Linked DNA regions of Homo sapiens: region 2 is linked to region 1. The links are chromatin loops, found by intact Hi-C in ENCODE. Cell type or tissue: ascending aorta. All regions are shown on one strand. Each heading gives the region's core, and the rest is flanking DNA. Links, peaks and the distances in the headings are about the cores only.

Region 1 (7,545 bases), core at 1,338-5,337:
TCTAAAATCACATAACTGAGTAAAAGATTTATGCAATAGTTTGGAAGTGCTAAGAGAAAACCTCCATTTACATCAGAAAATCACTGCCCCCAAAACCAAAGAAAATGTCTTAAACACTACATATGTTCCACACTGACATTTCACATTTTTAAAAAATTCATTCACTTTTTTGGCTTATTGAAATTTATTCTATTTTCCTAAAATTCTAGACCAATCCATGTAGGTCTTAAGGTATGAATGCTTAGGAAACTGGCTGTGTCCATGTAATGTATTTTCTACTGAACCTAGACCAGTGACATACCAACCTACATCACAAATGACTTTAATTTGAATACTGGGCCGGGCGCGGTGGCTCACACCTGTAATCCCAGCACTTTGGGAGGCCAACGTGGGTGGACCACCTGAGGTCTGGAGTTCAAGATCAGCCTGGCCAACATGGTGAAACCCTGTCTCTACTAAAAATATAAAAATTAGCCAGGCATAGTGGTACACGCCTATAGTCCCAGCTACTCAGAAGGCTGAGGCAGGAGAATCGCTCGAACCCAGGAGGCGGAGGTTGCCCTAAGCCAAGATTGTGCAACTGCACTCTAGCCTGGATGACAGAGCAGGACTCTGTCTTTAAAGAAAAAAAAAAATCTGAATATTGCAACCATTCAACCTCAGGGACTGTTAGTGCTGTGACTGTCTTTGTTAATGAAAATTGCAAATATAGCCCAGAATCCAGTAAATGAGTAGGCACAAAATTGTCATAATCATAAGGTCCTTATCAAGTGCATTATTTTTAAAATCTCCACATTTTTCTTATCAGGTACCAAGAAGGAAGCAAAATTAAGGTTAAGTCAAATATCTACCAATTAACAAGCTTCCTACTTCCAATGAAAATTTGTTTTACAATCACTAAACCCAAGGCAGAATTTCAGCACTCAACTATTTGAAATCTGATTTTTGGGTTGTTGCCTGAATTGACAAATGATGTGATGTGAAGGAAAAAAGTGACACATACAACTCCAAAATAAAAGAACTCCCTAAACTTTGCCCGATATATGATTTAGCTGTGTGCTTCTCCCTGAAAAGAAATGGCTGGAAGCCTATGGTCCTCTCAAGCACCATCTTGAGGAGGGGTAAGAAAGCAGAACATTGCAGAAGGATAATACATTTAAAAGGCAAGGTAGCCTAGGACAGAAACATCATGTGCTGTGAATATCGCTAATTTTGCTTCCCCTACTCTCTGCTGAAAAGGATACAGAGCATTAGAACCCCTGCCACCATGCCAAGCCTTGCGAAAAGTAGGGTAGGAGAGGGAAGTTAAAAAAAAAAAAAAAAAAAGCAAGCAGTAACTAGGAAAAATGCTTGACTTGGAAAAACTGGGGCTTGCAAAGAACCTCCTTCTCCCCTCCTCACTGCCCCATTGAAAAACAGTCCTGACCTCACCACAGTCTTTAAGGGAAAGAAAACACAGGAAAAAACGGGGAGGAGGAAGGAACAGAACAAGTTGTAAGAAACATATTATTCTCATAACTTCACTCCCCATCACCTCTACCCAGTTTTGGCAGTACTTACCCACAGCCTCTGCCCTCACTCCCTTGCCCTCATCATCACAGCAGGATCATTCTGAAATTATTTAACTTTCCTGGGTATGTGACTTGCTCCAAGGCTGCAAAACTTAAATGCCAAATATGTACAAAGGTATTCTTTTACATTATTTTTCAACATAAATAACCCTAAGCACACTTGATTTCATGAATATGTTACATTCACATTACAGTGACATCAGGGGTTAAATAGGCTTCTGTGAGTTGGTCTAGGAAACCATAAGTTCTATTTGTAACACTGGATCAATTAGTTCTGCTCCAAGTTTAATCATTGGCTTCAAAGGAATAGTCTTGGATTTGCTTGACTAGGTTTTATGACCTTGAACTCAATCTTTTCTTTCTGGGCCTGTTTCTTCATTTTTTGCAATGACGATTTAGAGTAGTCATAATAAATTTACTGCCACTTCCTTTTGAGATGTGTTATACTGATATTCTGATTATTTAACTATAACACCTTGTTTCCATAGACTATAACTTTCATTTATGTAAGAAACATCTTTTACACATTCCTTGTATCTGGTAGAAGCTCATTCAATCTACAGACTGATTTAAGGGAAGGGAGGGGAGAAATATGCTAAAGACATTAAAATATGGAAGAATTTGATCAAACTCACATCATAAACTTGGATCAGAAGTCAGAACTAGATTTCTTAATTTATCTCCAGTATTTTCCATAGCTGAACCCCTCTCCTAGAGCCTTAACCACACACCCCCCCAGCCCTTTGTATATGTATCTCAAATATCCACCTATGTTAAAACTTGAGGCTGTATCTAGAACGTCTTCAACCCACCCCCCAAGATTTGATCTAACACGTAAATGCTTGCATGAGAGAAGTCTCCAGAACACTACCTTCTACTGAAATCAGTTAGGAGGAGATACACCCTCTGAATAAATTTGTGTAAGTCAGTCCATCCTAAGCCTTACTCTGTCTCTTCAAAGGGGAAGGAAACCAAGGGATATGTCATATGAAGGAATCCTCCAGATTTAAGCTTACCAATTTTGGCAGAGCCTAAAGCGCTAAGGCAAACAGTTAATAAAGGAGGAGGAAAAAAAGAGAGAATCGACTAGTTTCCTAGCGCTCAACTAAAAAAAAAAATGGGGTAGGGGTGGTGGCGGCGGGGGGAACAGGACTGTGAGACAGATTAAAAATAGGGAAAATGAAGCTTCTAGCTTTAAATGTTCCACCTTTCAACGCCACTTTTCAAAAGATCTATGGATTGATCTTGAGCCATCCAAATTCCTCTACAGCGTACCGGAAATGGAAGGGGTTAAACTTTTGCAGATGGATGCAAACAGGGGCGTATCTAAAAATCAAGGGTGGGGGTTTGGGATTCGTAGGGTACAGATGGGGGGAGGGAAGGGAAGCAAGGGAGGGAGAAGGTAGGGAAGGGAGGAGTCGCTATAGCCAGAATATGAATGAGGAAAAGAGAGTAAAACGCCGGTCGAAAGGAAAATAGGAGGGCAGGGGTGAAAATAGGGAGGGGGGGCAGGGAAGGAGGCCGGGAATGAGCGCTGGTCGAAAGCAGGTGGGGGAGGGGGCGACTGGAAGCGCAGCCCGGGACGAAGGATCAGGAGCGGGGGGCGACCAGAAGTGGAAAATCCACCCCTGCCCTCAGGTGCAGTTCGTACCTGTTGGTGTGGAAGCGGTGGAGCGGGTCGGTGCGATGGCAGGAGGACAGCTGGCAGCCGAAGTCGCTGATGTCCAGGCAGCCCGGCTCCTCGCTCGGGCAGGTGCCCACCCCGCGAGGAGGTCCCAGGAGTGGGAAGGGCTCCTCGGGGGTTAGAAACTTCTCGTAGGAAGTGATGGCCGAGGCCTCGTCGGACATGGTTGGAGATGGCCTGGCTCGGGCTCCCTCTCTGGCCCTGGGCTGCTCCCGCGCCCGCCCCTGCCCCCACTCTAACCTGTCCGCAGTCGCCGACGCTCCGGGGTGTGCCCGTCGCAGCTCACTGGCAGGCTGGGCGTCGCGGCCCGCTGCTGCTTGCCGGGGTGCGGGGCCGCGCGAAGAGGCTGCTCGAGGCCACAGCGGCCCACCGGCCACCCAGTTAGCGCCCCGGTGGCCTCTGCAGCTTCCGCCGCCGCCAGACTCAGCCCGTCAGCGCAGCGCCGCCGCCCGGCCCGGCCAGGCCCGCCCCGCCCACTGCGCTCGCCGCTTGCGACTGCAGCAGTCTGCCCGGCGCCCGCAAGGAGGGGAAGGGCGGCGGGAAGCCACTCCCCGTGCCCCCTGCTGGACCGGAGGAGGAACTGAACCTCCGCCCGCCGCGGCCCCAAGCGGCCCGCCCCGCCCTCTACGCATCGAATCAGGGATTCAGGCCGCTAGAAAGGCTAGGCGCCTCTGGCCAACCTCCTCCTCCGCTTTCTCACTCGTACTCGACTACTAAGCAGGAACCGCAGTCCCAGAAAAGGGACTTGGCCAAGGTCACACTGCGGGTGCGTGAGAAAACATCCAGATGCCCTGGTTCCCAGCGCACTCTTTCATTCTGTCCCAATTCAACAAGTATTTATTGAGCTCCTGCAGTGTGTGCCCAGCACCGTGCAATGAGGTGTAGGAGAAATCGTCCAAGCAGGGAAAATAGTCCCTTCCTCACCCTTGATCACCTAACTCCAAGAACCCTACGCTGCAGCCACTCGCCTACTCAGAGCTGCTGGACACGTCGTACTCTTTTGTGCTTTGCGCCTTTTGCTCATAGGCACCCTGCTTGGAATGCCCTGCCATTTCTCCCCTGCTAATCCTTCAAACTCCAGCTCAAACGTTATCTCCTCAGTGAAGCCTTCCCTGACTCCCAAAGGAGACTAAGGCACACCTGCTAATTTGCCCCCTCCCTCCCGTAGAAAATATATTATGGAGCTTAACTTGTTCAACTTGAATCAACTTGTTAGGTGTTATATAGTGTACTTTGCTGTTTATCTCATCTCTCTTCTCTATATTCTGGGCAAGTGATTCCTGTTCTTGGATGCGTAAGATTAAAAAAAAATAGAGGAAACCCCAAGATTACTAATTTCTTACTTTGCCCAAAGAAGACAATTTTTAAAACTACCTAATATTATTTTATAAAAGGAAGCACATTTTCATATAAGAGCATAATTCTTCAATAAAAGCAATTCTTTGCATTAACTATATTTATGAAGAAACTACATTGATCCTTCAGGAAAGCATAGAACTTAAATAGGCGGAAAGGAGGGGAAAAATGAAAGAAGGCAGGAGGAAGAAGAGAAAGAGGGCAGGAGAAGTGGGGGGTTGTCACTAAAACAAGCCCCATTCAGTATTAAACTCTGTGCCTTGCCCTACCAATGCAACTTATAGTGAAAACAGCTTCTCCAACGTGCCTTTAAAATGTATACATTATCTTGCTTCAGTTACTTGGTTGTTTGACTGTTGAGCATGCCGGCTTTCTTTCATTGAGATTGCAAGAAGGTGTGTTGCATTGTGTATGTGGCTTTCAAAATGAATCATTCATTAATATCTAATGAGGCTGACCAATTTAAAACTTGTGGAAGTGAGGCTGATGATGGTTTGTTCTATGGTCCCTAATGCACCAATCCCCAGGGGTCTGAGGCCAGTGAGGCTGAATGGGCCATGGCTTAGTCCCCAAAAACAAGAGACTTGATTATCCAAATGAAACAAGAGTCAAGTGCTGCATGATAATGCAGGCACTCAGGTAATAGCACCAGGAACTGTTAATAAGAAGCTAACGAAATAGTCTATTTTATTTTATTTTATTTTATATTTTTTTGAGACAGAGTCTTGCTCTGTCGCTCAGGCTAGAGTGTATTGGGGCGATCTTGGCTAACTGCAACCCCCACCTCCCGGGTTCAAGCTATTCTCCTGCCTCAGCCTCCTGAGTAGCTGGGATTACAGGCATGTGCCACGACACCTGGCTATTTTTTGTATTTTTAGTAGAGACGGGTTTTGCCATGTTTGCCAGGCTGGTTTCGAACTCCTGACCTCAAGTGATTGACCCAACTCAGTCTCCTAAAGTGCTGGGATTACAGGTGGAGCTACTGTGCCTGGTGGTCTAATTTAAATATATATACCTTTTACACATACTATAAGAGGTGGGTGTTTTTTTAAAGCGGAGTCTAATGAGAGAGTCTGTGAGGTTTCTACAAGTATGTGTTTTACTTTTGTGTTTAAGCATATTCTGAAGTATCTGTATGACCACATGATAACTAACTGCTGCCACATGATTAGGACATGTATTTGAGTTTATTTTCACAATGAATTAGCATAAGATAATACTACTTTAATTGTCATGATCCTGTGAGAAGACAAATGAGGTGCACCTCATACTTGGCATCTTCCTAAACAAATGAAGGGTTGCAGTAGTCTGAAGAGAATAAAGTGATGGGAAAGTGGAGTCAACCCCAAGACATACTTACAAGCCGAAGGCCAAGAGCATATGCTTGCCAGTCAGTAGTATGTTCACGTTTCTAGGGCAGTTTTGTTTCATCATATATACCACATTACACTGACTTTGTAAAAAAGTTTGTGCACAATTTGTAAATTTGCTTTGGTGTTACATTTGTACAAGAGCTTTATGAACATGTAGAATTTAATGTTTGTTTACATTTAAGAAATATTATAAAAAGAATTTACAGAAATGTTTGGGTGTGAGAGAATTTTTTTTAAAAAAAAAGAGGTCCCAGGCGAGGCACGGTGGCTTATGCCTGTAATCCCAGCACTTTGGGAGGCCGAGGCAGGCAGATCACCTGAGGTCAGGAGTTCAAGACCAGCCTGGCCAATATGGTGTAACACCATCTCTACTAAAAATACAAAAATTAGCTGGGCGTGGTGGTGCACACCTGTAGTCCCAGCTACTTTGGAGGCTGAGACAGGAGAGTCGCTTGAACCTGGCAGGTGGAGGTTGCAGTAAGTCTGGGCAACAGAGCAAGACTCCGTCTCAGGAAAAAAAAAAAAAAAAAAAGAGGTCCCTCCATATATTTCTCAGTGAGAAATACTGACATAGACACGGATAGCAGTACATAGAGTTGGTGCACTGTATGTATAATGTTTACTTAAATATATGGTAATAATGTATTAATACATCTTAACCAAGTTCTTAATCACTGGAGTTGATGACTGTTGGGCATCCTGCCTTCTTGTCTCACTTCGATTTGGTTTGTCCCTTGGGTGTACTTCACCTCAATGGATTTACCCAATTCATCTCTCCCTTCCATTCTCCAAGATCCTTCCTAATTTCTGTTTCTCTGAAAATGTGGGTGGGTATAGTAGTTCCTTATTTTCTCTGAAGATCTGAGCCTGAGAGCAAACCCTGGGGTAATCTGCCTTAAAGTCTTCAGATGCATAATTTACCTACCAGAGAGCTGATGGCTGCAGGAGAGACTGAGTGGTATCGAGAATTGTCAATTAACTTTTATCATTTTGTTTACCATTGGATAGAAATATACTGGACTTAACCCAATAACTGGTGATCTAACCCTTATAATTTTTTCATGTGATTGATGAGCTCGAAGTGTGTGTGTGTGTGTGTGTGTGTGTGTGTGTGTGTGTGTGTGTATTTAGCTGAGTCAAATATCACCAACAAAACCTGCTGATAAAACAAAGCTTGAATTTCTTACGTATTTTGGCAAGGAAAACCTCAACTTGCACAAAGCTTTGGCAATGTTTCAGAGGGAAATGTCTGGGCAGAATTTATTAAGAATTGGAAGTTTGATTTAAGGTGGATATTTCAATGTGGGGTCTTGATTAAGACTGGGCAAGCATCATTTTACAACAATCCAGGATTGGTGAAAGCAGCAAGATGAGGATTTTGAGGTGAGGAATTCAGAGAATTGTAGGGTGCAAACTGTTGATGCTTTCCATTGAAGAGGTGGTAGGTCTTTCAGGAAGTTCTGTGAAAGATGTAAGAATTAGATCCATTCTTTTTGTACGTGGATGTCCAGACGTTCCTACATTACTTATTGAAAAGACTATCTTTCCTCCATTATATTGC
Region 2 (7,545 bases), core at 1,982-5,981, 120 kb before region 1:
TATTGATAAATATGAAATGATGACAAAGGAATAAGAAAACTTTGAGTAAACGCATGATAGGAATGCATGGAGTTACTCTGCAAGGTCTCCTTGGAAGTGGTTTTCAGACCAGGTCTTCAAACTGATGGTTGTGTGTAAACTGGTAAAGGGGAAAAGAAGAACATAGCAGGTGAGGTGCACTAGGTGCACCTTTGCACTAGAATGTGCAAAGACATGAAGGTAGAAAGTAACATGTGCTCTTGTGCTGTTACATGAAAATGTAAGTGGAAAATCACAAAACCAAAAAAATTCAGGGAAGACCACAAACAGCATAGGAGAGGATTATATAATAGGTTTCCATTGAACTTTTCCCCTCTCTCTTCCCTTCTTCATCTTGCTTTTTAAAGTGTGCAAAATGGCAAAGCCCCAAGAGTGCCCCTGATGGGCTTTCTAAAGAATCCGAGATAGTTCACATTTCAAATTGAAACCTGAATGTTCCGACTTAGCTGGAGCTCTGTGGAGAAATGTGGTCCCATCTGTGTGACACATCAAATGAAGTCCCTCACTAGAGAGCACCAGTGATAATTAAGCTACTTTTATAAAGTGAACTGGAATGACTGAGATGCTTTTTCTCAGAGATTGTCTGCAGGTTCCTCTCAGCCCCTTGAATTTTAGTTCTTACTCCCTATCTATCAAAAAGACTCAGCTAGGAATGCGCCAAACATTTTGACCAAGTACTTATCTGCACAACCACAAACCCAATATCATCACTTAGGGGAAAACAATTTCCCCTGGCAAGTAGAGACAGCCTAATTGCTTAATCTGACAGGTTATTAATGGTTCAAGCCAACCAAAAGCATAATGGATATTGATAACCACTGTTAGGTTGGACGTTTGATGCATACAGTATTGCTGGAAATTACTTACATCAAGGGTTGCAACTGACCGTTAGACTAAATTGTCCAATCTCCGTGGGTTTCATTAAACAGTTCTATCAACTTGATAAAGTGCAAGCCAGAAAGTTACCCCATTAACTAGAGCTCTGAAAAAAAAAAAGCCAGTGGGGTGGAGGATATTTACAGTATTTATGTTCCAAGTCAATGTAAAAATAAATCTCCTCCGTAAAATTGCGCTCTGCGTGTTGAGGATGGTTTTCCCCCTCTCTATTTGGATGGTTTGGGGAACCAGGCCTAGGCTGAGCCATTACTTGGAAATGACTGTGATTGGGAGGGAGCTGACAGTGGCATTGGGTGTAGTGTTCCAGGATGTTCAGGGTCTGATTCATTATTCACTGGGTTCTTCTGGAGAAAAAGTTGAGCTTCATCCAAAGCAGGCATCGTTTCCTAATGCCCCATCTCCCCTTTGCAGAGCAGCTGGAACCGGCTAACATGCAGACAGGAACTGCAACTGTCCTGGCCCCCACCTGTGGGTGCTTGAATGCAGGCCTGAGCCTTATGTGGGAGGAGAGGCCAGGAATCACTGCTGAGTAACCACAGGGAAAATAATTCATGGCACACTGGGAGTTCCAACCTAAATTCTTCCCTCCTAGACAGTAGTAATAAAACTTTCCATCTGATCAGTAACAACAGAGAGCCAAGTCTTAAAGATTAAACTGGACAAGAGTTGTTTTTTTTTAAATGATTCATGGCTCTATTAAGTGCAATAGAATAACAGAGAGACTAAGAACCAAAACAGCAAGAATAACAACAAAAAGAATTATTTATTTTTATTGCCTTGGGAATGTGAAGAGGTGAGAGTAGTACCAGCAAAGCCTAGGATGGCTGCTGCTAGAATCCTCCAGGTGGGAGATGATGTGAATCTAACCAAAGCAGTAGTGAGGGCAGTGCAGAGGGAGAGCAGGGGATGAATAGAAAAGACATTTAGGGGCCAGGCACGGTGGCTCACGCCTGTAATCCCACCACTTTGGGAGGCCGAAGCAGGCAGATCACCTGAGGTCAGGAGTTTGAGACCAGCCTGGCCAACATGGTGAACCCCGTCTCTACTAAAAATACAAAAATCAGCCAAGCATGTTGGCGGGTGCCTGTAATCCCAGCTATTTGGGAAGCTGAGGCAGGAGAATCACTTGAACCTGGGAGGGGGAGGTTGCAGTGAGCTGAGACCACGCCATTGCACTCCAGCCTGGGCAACAAGAGTGAAACTCTGTCTCAAAAAAAAAAAAAAAGAAAGAAAGAAAAAGAAAAGACATTCAGGAAGTAGAATCAACAGGACTTAGTTACTGATGGGGAAGGGGGCACTGAGGAGGGGAATCTAGGAGTGCAATACTGACACACAATCCTTCAACACCTGTAGTCCAAGCCACTCGAGAAGCTGAGGCAGGATTGCTTGAGCCTAGGAGATTGAGACTACAGTGAGCACTTACAGCACCACTGCACTCCAGCATGATCAACAGAGTGAGCCCTCATCTCTAAAAAAATTAAAATGTAAAAAATAAATAACAAAATTAAATAAGTTAATATTTGTAAACCACTTAGAACAGTGTCTGCTACATAATCAGAGCTATATATGTGCTTGCTATTATTGTTATTACCTTCCCAGCCAAACTGGAAGTATGCAATGCTAGGTTAGCCAGAATGTGACAGACAAAATTCCACATTCTTCATGAGACTCTATAAATGTGATTTTAACAGTTTTCACCATGCCACCCTCCTACACCTGCCCTTCCAGCCATGCAGGTGACTGGCTCAGGATTGGGCTGTTGCTGGTATAACACCAATAGAAATAGCAAGCACCCATCTAGCACTGCACTTTGAACCAAGTGCTTTTTTTTTTTTTTTTTTTTGAGACAGAGTCTTGCTCTGTCACCAAGGCTGGAGTGCAGTGGCGCAGTCTCAGCTCACTGCAACCTCCACCTCCTGGGTTCAAGTGATTTTCCTGCCTCAGCCTCCCAAGTAGCTGGAATTACAGGCATGTGCCACCATACCCAGCTAATTTTTGTATTTTTGGTAGAGACAGGGTTTCACCATGTTGCCCAGGCTGGTCTCAAACACCTGGCCTCAAGTGATCCGCCCGCCTCAGCCTCCCAAAATGCTGGGATTACAGGTGTGAGCCACCACGCCTGACCTGAAACAAGTGCTTTTAAATGTCATTTCATTTGGCCCTCACGAGGAACCCTTAAGTGTGGCAGAAGTGAGGTGCTAGCTCTTCCTGTCACTGTGCTTAGTGCTTTCTCCAACTCCTGCTCAAGCTCTGTGGGGGCAAGAACTATGTCTTTTTTGCCCTTTTAACAGTTTCAGGAGGCGAATCCAGTACAGCAGCAGGGTTAAAATTCTGGACCTGGTTCAAGTGAGATTGAAGCCACACTCCACCACTGTGTGACCTTTAGAAGTCAGTTCACCTCCCTAAGCCTCAAATACACAATCTGCAAAATGGAAACAATAACAGGACTTTCCTCAGAAAGTTGTTGGGAGGAACAAAAGAGGAGAAGCACATAAAGCCCTTAGCACGGTGTCTGGCTTCATGCCAAAGAAATGAGTTACATTTAGTAGTTTTGTTTGGATGTATTATTGCTGAATGTATGAAGCACAATTAATAGCAAGGAGTTTTAAGTAGCGAAGGCAAGGGTTAAGGAATAAAATAATGGGGCTTTTTTTTTTCCTTCAAAAGAATAGTTAGAACACTGTGTGCACAGAAAGAGACTTGCACAGTCATAGGTCTAGTTCCAGGAAAGGAGCAAAGGGCTCTGAGGGTGAAGAGGAAAAGGTATGAGGAAAGAACAGCCCAAAATAGATTCAGGAACCCGTTGCTTGGCCTGGAAACCTGAAAACTCAGGAGTCGGCTCCTCTGAATATTATTTTCCGATTCAAAAATGTGAGCTCAATTACATTAGGATCAAAAAACTCTGGCATGAGCTGCAAACAGCTGGGCTCTTGCTATAAATTCCCTGCTGTGACCGAAGCATAATGAAGTTGGGGCTTTTTCGTGTGCATTTTTTTTTAACCCACGAGAGAAAAATATAGCTCTAGAAAGTGAAGAAATGCAACTGCCCCGGTTAGACTCTATTTAAATCTAGTTAAATCGAGAAATAGCAAGCCCTTGCCAGTCAAAGCTAAATGACTTCTCAAGCATCCCAGCCATGCCGAAAGGAGGCATGCAGGCCTGGCAAAAGCAAGACCAAAGCTGTGAGAGGCCAGAAATGCTTGCTTTTCTCCTCCAAACCCTGGGCTGCTTACTACCACCTTTCTGTAGTGCTCAGAAGAGCCCCTCAAATAGACCACCAGGGTGGCAGCTGGGCTTGGCACACAAAGAAAGACTGCAAGGTAAATGTGTCTTCCTCCTAGCTCAGTGGCAACTCTTGGCAGCTGCCAAGATGGAGTTCTTGAGCACTTTCTTACTTCACCTGGTATCTTCCTGGGTCACAAAAGAACTATCAAGAAACCATAAAGTGCTGAGGCATGTCCTGGCACAGGGAGGAGAGAAAAAGGTGAGAAACGCTATCGGAAATAGCAGTGACTCAGTATTGCCTTGGGCTTGGGGAAGGTTCAAGCATATGGGCCATTTAAAACCAACTGCCTGAAGTGAAGGACTGCTTTATCCATTCATAAAATACTCCACCCAACAAGATACTGGCCATGTTTTTCCATTGTCTCGCAGTGATTTCTGAAAATCGGGGGCTGTCTCCCCCAAACGTTTTATAATGACAAAACAATTTTCAAATGGGCGTAGTGGCTCACGCCTATAATGTCAGCACTTTGGGAGGCCGAGGCGGGTGGATCGCTTGAGCCCAGAAGTTCAACACCTGTCTGGGCAACATGGGGAAACCCCATCTCTACAAAAAATATAAAAATTAGCAGGGTGTGGTGGCACTTGCCTGTGGTCCCAGCTACTTGGGAGGCTGAGGTGGGAGGATCACTTGAGCCCGGGAGGTCGAGGCTGCAGTGAACTATGATAGCCACTGGATTCCTGGGTGCCAAAATGAGATCCTGTCTCAAAAAATAAAAGTAAAATAAAAATAAAAATAAAAAAACAATTTTATTGGCTGGGCATGGTGGTTCATACCTGTAATACCATTGCTTCCAGAAGCCAAGGAGGGAGGATTGTTTGAGTCCAGGAGTTTGAGACCAGCCTGGAAAACATAGCAAGACCTGTCTCTACAAAATAAAAAAATTAAAACATTAGTCAAGTGTGATGGCATGTGCCTGTAGTCCCAGCTACTTGGGAGGCTGAGGTGGGAGAATCGCTTGAGCCCGTGGTTCGATGTTACAGTGAGTTATGATCACCACTGCACTCCAGCCTGGATGACAGAGCAAGACCCTGTCTCCAAAACAAAAACAAAAACAAACAAACAAACGAAAACCAATTTTCTGTTTTCTATAGAAACCCCCAGAACCTGCATGACTGTGATGTATTGGAAACAATCCTTGGGAGAGTTGAGCTAAAATCCTGACTCAGCGTGTAGTAGGTTTATGACACTGACTCAGTTTTGGGACATCCCTGAACTCCAGGTGGCTCACGTGTATAAGAGAGATGCTTTTAAGAGGGTTGGAAAGTGCTTGTAGAACTGGAGGAATTGAACTTGGGATGCAAAAAGCCACAAGATGCATATGGATCTCCCTGGAGCATCCATTTGACTCAAGGAGGGAAAAGAGAGGGAACAAAATTATTTGTGTATCAAAATAAATCCAGAAATATTATAGAGTAGAATGCAAAATTCTCATGATTTTCTTAAAAATCGAGCAAGAGACTTCAAAATAAATGTGTGCTGATTTAAGGTAGTATATTAGGAAAGCACTGGTTCCTACCAGGTACACAATAAATATTCATTAAACTGCACTTTTTTGTTTGCTTGCTTGTTTTGTAGACAGGGTCTCACTCTGTCTCCCATGCTGGAATGCAGTGTCACCATCACAGCTCACTGCAGCCTCCAACTCCTAGACTCAAGGGATCCTCCCACCTCAGCTTCCTGAGGAGCTGAGACTACAGGCATCTGCCACCATGCCCAACAAACTTTTCTATTTTTTTAGAGATGAGTTATCAGTATGTTGCCCAGGTGGATCTCAAACTCCTGGCCTCAAGTGATTCTAACACCTTGACCTCCCAAAATGCTAGGATTATGGGAGTGAGCCACTGTGCTTGGCCTAAACTACACTATTGATTTTCACATACCTTTTGGTCAAATAAAAGCAGAAAACAGTAATGTATTAATCCAGATTAGTCTTGTCCAGGTGCGGTGGCTCACACTTGTCATCCCAGCACTTTGGGAGGCCGAGATGGGCAGATCACCTGAAGTCAGGAGTTTGCGACCAGCCTGGCCAACATGGTGAAATCCCGTCTCTCCTAAAAATAGAAAAATTAGTGGGGCGTGGTGGCAGGCGCCTGTAATCCCAGCTACTCGGGAGGCTGAGGCAGGAGAATCGCTTGAACCTGGGAGGCGGAGATTGCAGTGAGCTGAGATAGCGCCACTGCACTCCAGGCTGTGTGACACGAGCAAGACTCTGTCAAAAATAAAAATAAAAATAAAAAATTAGTTTTAGCCTTACCACTGAAAACTTCCCAGCAGACAAATTTCAGATAAACTGCCAGAAGGCAGATACCATATCTGCCTAACTTTGCATATGACCCATACACTTTTGATAAGAAAGGTAAACATCTTTTATAGGTGCCTACCTGATCTGGACCCTGTCCACCTCTCCAACCTCATCTCTGCCACTTTACATTTGTCAAACTCTAGGCCCTGGTAATTACAGAATTTTGTACAGAGCTTAGTTAGCTGAGTTGCCCCAGAGCTCTGGACAAGAAATTCTTTCTTGCTGGCCTCTATTTTCTCTTTGGTTATGAGATCAACTGCTAAGAAGGATGAGAGGGGTCGTGGCATAGACAATTGATGAAATCGCTCATGTTTTGAAATAGCCTCTGTAGAGAAACAACAAGGAAGCCAAGTGGCACTAGCACCTTCAGAGGCCTGCAAAGGAGAACTTCCTCAGCTTCCAGCTCCAACAGGTAGTTAACAGTCTGCTAAGGCGCCACAGAAAAAGTGAGGATCCATGTGAGAAGGCAATGTACCCAGAGAGGATCGCTCCCGTATGTACATGGGGCTGAGACCTTGAAGTCACCTGGTCTGGGAGACTTCAGAGAGACCCTTCAACACTGCTTACAAAACTCCAGGATCTGATTGTCCCATACCCCATTCCCCAGGAAATCTTATTTTCCAGCCATGTTCTCTATCACGCCTTAGCCTTGGCCCATTCAGCCTGGAAAGACACTTCCCTGTTCCCCATCTTTCTTTATGTGACTAACTCCACTCACCCTTCAGATCTAAATTTTTCATCTCTTCATTCCACACATATTTACTGAGAGTCTGGTATGTGTCAGGCACTGTGCTGGGCACTGGAGATATAACAGTGAACAAGACACAGGAGGTCTCTGCCTTCACAGAGCTTATAGTCTAGGGAAGAAAGACAATAAGTAAGAAAAATAAATAGACAAGGTACTTTCAGATAATAAATCAAGTACAGTGATGTGCTAGAAAGTGACTGGATGGTTAACTTAGATTGAAAGGTAAATGTAGTCAATTGAGTGGTGGTCTCCAGAAAGATATGTCCACCTAGA

Evidence for each region. A loop is a pair of places that touch in the nucleus more often than their neighbours do. Peaks named below come from ENCODE experiments on the same cell type or tissue, not always from the same donor. Only the 100,000 strongest peaks of a DNase experiment are listed, where the experiment ranks them.
Region 2: a loop joins it to region 1, with 2.8 times the contacts of the local background. A loop is called at or near these places in 1 of 110 quality-filtered maps.

What each region holds. Positions count from the first base shown.
Region 1 is chrX:104,162,660-104,170,204 of GRCh38, reverse strand. It overlaps FAM199X (family with sequence similarity 199, X-linked), which reads right to left and starts at 3,752. Exons shown (of 6, transcript NM_207318.4): 1 at 3,223-3,752. The coding sequence starts at 3,419. RefSeq lists an enhancer at 3,410-3,910 and a silencer at 3,475-3,964. In ascending aorta, for the core only: a CTCF peak has its summit at 3,821 (motif pointing left); DNase peaks (open chromatin) are centred at 3,434 and 3,844; H3K4me3 peaks cover 3,165 bases; H3K27ac peaks cover 2,519 bases; H3K27me3 peaks cover 483 bases.
Region 2 is chrX:104,278,641-104,286,185 of GRCh38, reverse strand. No RefSeq gene overlaps it. Among named protein-coding and RNA genes, the nearest start is that of ESX1, 27 kb to the right of the region's middle. In ascending aorta, for the core only: no CTCF peak of the experiment used is centred there; no DNase peak of the experiment used is centred there; H3K4me3 peaks cover 663 bases; H3K27ac peaks cover 1,726 bases.